Linked DNA regions of Homo sapiens: region 1 is linked to region 2. The links are chromatin loops, found by intact Hi-C in ENCODE. Cell type or tissue: Calu3. All regions are shown on one strand.

Region 1 (2,500 bases), 140 kb before region 2:
CTCCTTTTCACTTCTCACACAAAGCTGGGAAACCCCTTTCCTATCCTACACCCCTCCTTCCCCCATGCCCCCAGCCGTGCACCCATGTTTATTGTTTCAACACATCAGACCATAAATAAGTTTCCAGAGGGAGAGAATATTGGAGGACAAGGGAAGTTCTATTCTTCTGGAAAACATGAGCTGTGCCTCTATAAACACTACCTCCCAGACAGGCTGAAGAGAAGCATCCCCTCAGATGGGGGTTTACTGTGAGATGATGAACTGGTTTTTTGAGCCACTTTTTCCCCTTTCTCAGCATCTCTGGTACTATGTGCCAAGCTGTTCTCGAACCCATGCAGTCTAGAAACCCGGAGGGACTTTCTCAGGTTAAGGGGAACATTCATCTGCCCACCTCTGTGTAGATGGTAGATAGAAGCTCTTGAGGTGTCATGTGGTAGGAACGGTCTTAAGCTGGGTTCACACTTGCCTCAGCAAGTCACACTGCAAAAGGGAAGAGGTAATCACATGTGAGGGGCTTTTGGTTTGTTTGTTTTTTAAGGAAACTCTCCCTCTGGCCTGCTAAACTTCCCAGCTCCTTTTTTATATTATAGCGCAGCTTGCTTATAAATTCTAGGAAAATCTTAAGTCGGCACTTAAAATAATCTTTTTTAAAAAACACACCCACGTGAAGAATTACTGGAAATTAGGATTACATAAGTGTGAAGAATGTTGCTTTTTCCCTCAGAACTGGGAAACTTAATGTTGACAGGCTAAGGGAAACTTTAAAAAGTGAAAAGAGCTACAGTCATCAGTTTATTCCTTGTCAGTAAAGCCCCGAGAAAATGGATTTGATGGAGTGGGCAGAAAGGCAACATAAAGAGTGGCAGGGGCAATGCTGAATGAGAAAGCCATTCCAGGAAGCTAAATCAGCTAAGGAACAGGATGGTTTGGGGGTAATTAAAGGTAGCTACACAACTGGGTTTGCTAATCTGATTGAAAAAATTTTTCTGAAGTATATTTTTCAGTCATTCTGGTAAGTTAGGTCAAGTAAGTTTTTCTTCTCTCTGAGCAGTAGAGACTGTGATGGCCTCTCCACCAGAGGGCTGCCTTCCAGTAAGTTCCTGGGGAGTACCTTGGAGGTATGAGTCTTGGCCTGTGTTGGCATTTCTGTGTTGTAATTACACAGAATGGGCAGAATGGGAAACCTAATAAAGTGCTGGGACCATTGAAATAAAGAATAAGACTAAAGTTAGAAACTTCTGTTTATCTAATGTTATCATAAAGAAAGCAGAGAGATAAACTCCAAACTTAGAAAAGAGATTTCCAATACATAAACCAACAAGAGTTTAGTATCGAGAATAAAGGATAAAGGTAGGAAATCAATGAGAGAAATATAGCCCAGGAAAAAATCTGGGTAAATGACAGAAATAGACACCTTAGGGTAAAGGAAATGCAAGTGATTAACATATACTTGAAAAATGTATATATAACTGATTAGTAGGCAGGAAATGCAAATTAAAACCCAAATGAGATCCTATTTTGCATCTAAGAGATTGGGAAACAATTGGGAAGTTTGATAATATCTAGTGCTGATGAGGATACAGACAAAGGAATTTCTTATCTGCTCTGGAGCATGTGTATGCATTGGTTCTACAACACCGGGAAATGATTTGGCATTATTAACTAACCCATAACTCTATTGCCGGACATATCCCTTAGGTAACTCCTGGCACATCTACAAGAATGGTCATTTAACACACTAAGACCAAAAATACTATCTGAACAGTTCAAAGGCCATTAATAAGCAAGTCTGTGAATACATTGTGACACTGGAGTACTATACAGCATGAAAAATGAATGAGTTAGGACTATGCACATTATGTAGAATCTCACAAATAATACTGTGGGAAAAATTTTTTTACAAGATTTCATACAGTATGATGCCATTTTCCTAAGCCTAAATCAAACAACTTAAATAATATCTTACTTAAAGATACAGTAGATTCTCATTATTTGTAGTGGTTATATTCTATGAAGTTGCTGCAAACACTGAATTAGCAAAATACTGAAATCTACAACTATATCTCTGTCTATATTTATAAACGCACAGAGTTGGCCCTCTGTATCCATGAGTTCCACATCCCCAGGTTGTACAATCTACAGATTCAACCAACTGAGGACTGAAAATATTTTTAAAAAGTAAAAAATACAACATAAAAGTACATATTTTAAAATACAACTATTTACATAGCACTTGTGTTGTATTAGGTATTATAAGTAACCTAGAGATGATTTAAAGTATATAAAAGCACATGCATAGGTTATATGTAACCACACCACTTTTATACCAGGGACTTAGTCATCTGTGGGGAAGTCCTGGAAGCAATCCTCCATGGATACGGGGAACGAGGGATGACTATACGTGCTCGCATATATCTCACATAGATTATAATCTTAAATCTTAAAAACAGCTCTTCCTGGTAGGTTCTATTTTCCTTATTTTACAAAAAAGAAGATGAGG
Region 2 (2,500 bases):
AAAAAACAATCATTTAATAATAACAATAGATGCCCTAAGAAATAAAGCAGGGAAGGGCCTGACAATACAGCTGCAACACACAGAATTAGGAGTGATTAGTAGGAACAAAGGAAGGGCCAGTTAATGTTTTGGGCAAACAGGGTGACTTGACAGGTGCAGCATGTGCTCTGTACATACAGTGGTGGCGAGGGTTAAGAGTGGCCTCCACACAGCATCAGGTTTAGTCATGTAAGATGTGCTTCCAGGACTAATTGACATTTGCTATTATATCCTTTGGCAACAGTGCTCCCTTTGTTAATGTCCTTGAAGGAAATAGAAAACCTTCTGGTTTTGATTTTGCTTCATTGACCCTTCTTTGACCTGCATCTGGTCCTGGCAAGGTGGTGTGTATCTCAGATGCACTTTAGAAGTCATGACCTGAGACTAAACTTAATCCTGGTGGAAAGAGGGGAAGGAAAGTCATGCTGCGGGTTTGTGACCTTTATGTCAATGGCTAGGGGGACAGAGGCACCTCAGTGCTACTCTAAACAAAGGGCTCCCTGAGGTCCCATGCATTTGTTCCGTGCCACCGCCTGCTTTGCCCTTGGGAATAAAGCTCTATCCCTATGTTCCTCTGAAGTTCCCCTTTCCATCAGGGATTACCTGACATGCTTTTCCTTGGAGGACAGAAACCCATCTTTGTGGGGGCTCATGCTATAGAGGCTACAACCCTTCAGAGAGCACTTTCCAAAAAGAGAATTCTAGACGGGAGGAGTCCGCTGTATAATCTGCCCCAACACTTGTTTACCTTGACATTTCCTTCTGGGAGATTTCTGCTATTAAAACATGGAGCTTTGTTCCGGGAAAGAGGTCATCTGCTTGCACGGGAACACTTGTCCACGGCGACAGTCAGACAATGTATTCCTCGGATTTTTCTTCTCCCTGCTCGCTCCAAGGCCAGCAAGGGCTGGTTTTCTTGGCTTTTGGCACTGAAGGCAACAAAGCCTGTGGTGTGCTTGCCAGATTCTGCGGCCACAATTGAGCCAAAGCTGTTCTTGAAATGCTCTTTCCACTTGGGCACACGGCCCTCCCACTCCCACTTCCTGTACCCAAGGGAACCTTCTCCTACCACCTGCTCAGCCCAGCCTCTCTTTCCAGCGCCATCTAGCCTGCTCAATGCAGAGGACTTTATCAGGTCATCTCTGACTCATTTCAAATGGTTATTTATACCACCTGCATTTATAATTAACAGCAAAGGGGAGTTCTTCAGGAGTTGAAGTAGCAACCCAAAGCAGATGTTAAAGACCCCAGAGAATAGAGGCTGAGGGCAGCTGACCTAAAAGAATCTCACTGTGTTTAGGAAGAATGAAGTGAGTGAAATGAAGGAGGCTAGGAAAATGAAGACGGCTAGGGAGGAAGCATGAGAGTGGATCCCTATAGCTCTGTGGCTTCAGAAAAAGGAAATGAATCACTTGGATTTGACTACAGATATTGTATATAAGGTGACAAATTCTGAGAGTTTCCTGAATGCAGGGCCATTTGATTCTCATTCTGGGCTCAGCCTCATCTCCCCCATGGGAACCCCAGCCCCAGCAGCCTGTCACCAACCCAGAGGCTCTGAAGACAGTGGCCCTGGGAGAGACAGGACTTCTCTTTTCAAAGTAAACACTGACAAAAACCACTTAAGATGTCCATGGTCAGGAGATGACACTAAGAGTAATTAAAATCAAATTCTGAATCCTCTTCTAGCACTCACATCACAAATCATGGTGCCAGGAAGGGAAATAGACCAAGTAAACAGGCAATGTCAGGGAAAGGCCTGAAAGTAGGCTCTGAAGACAATGTCAGTCTTTAGAGTGATCCAGTCAGGAGGCAGGACAGCGGGGATATTTATACCCCTGCAACAGTAGGTCCTTAGTTGAGGACACCTCCCAGCAAAATGTAAACTTCCAGGTATGTTCCTACTCTGCTAACATATTGGTTCCAGCAGTCATTGATGTCATTTACAGCATGGAAATTCTCTGGCTAAGAGAAACAGAAGCTGGTTGTTGGGATGAGACTAGACAGGTGCTTGCCAATGGTAGAGGGACCCAGGCATGGGTGGAGCACTGACACCAAGAGCTGTCCCAGATGTCCTCAGGTCCAAAGCTCGTGCTTCCCCACTGGCACATGCCCTTGCCACAGACACGGCTAGAAGGCTATAGGCGTTCTGCATTCACAGGCTGCCATCCTGGAGGCAGGGTTGGTGGGGGCAGGGCCTATTTATAATGCCATCTCAGGGGACAAAGAAGGGGCAAAAACCCATTGTTCTTATGCCGCACAGTCACAGAAAGCCTCAACTTTTAAGCTTGTGGGTATAGCAGAGATAAAATTAGAGGATGGAAAGATGTCACCATTCAATTTTAAATTCCCAGACCCAGACTGTCTCTAAGGCACTATAAATTAATATTTTCTACATTTCCTAAAATTATCTTGTAATTAGCCCATTTATATTGTGTGACACTTCCTTCTGTGATGGGCC

The links. Peaks named below come from ENCODE experiments on the same cell type or tissue, not always from the same donor. Only the 100,000 strongest peaks of a DNase experiment are listed, where the experiment ranks them.
Region 1: a loop joins it to region 2, with 4 times the contacts of the local background. A loop is called at or near these places in 5 of 110 quality-filtered maps.

The regions. Positions count from the first base shown.
Region 1 is chr5:74,055,874-74,058,373 of GRCh38, forward strand. The region is part of intron 2 of LINC02122 (long intergenic non-protein coding RNA 2122); the gene reads right to left. Among named protein-coding and RNA genes, the nearest start is that of LINC02122, 46 kb to the right of the region's middle. In Calu3, a CTCF peak has its summit at 1,057 (motif pointing right); a DNase peak (open chromatin) is centred at 1,088.
Region 2 is chr5:74,200,455-74,202,954 of GRCh38, forward strand. No RefSeq gene overlaps it. Among named protein-coding and RNA genes, the nearest start is that of LINC02122, 99 kb to the left of the region's middle. RefSeq lists enhancers at 1,165-1,234, 1,255-1,304. In Calu3, no CTCF peak of the experiment used is centred here; DNase peaks (open chromatin) are centred at 347 and 1,107.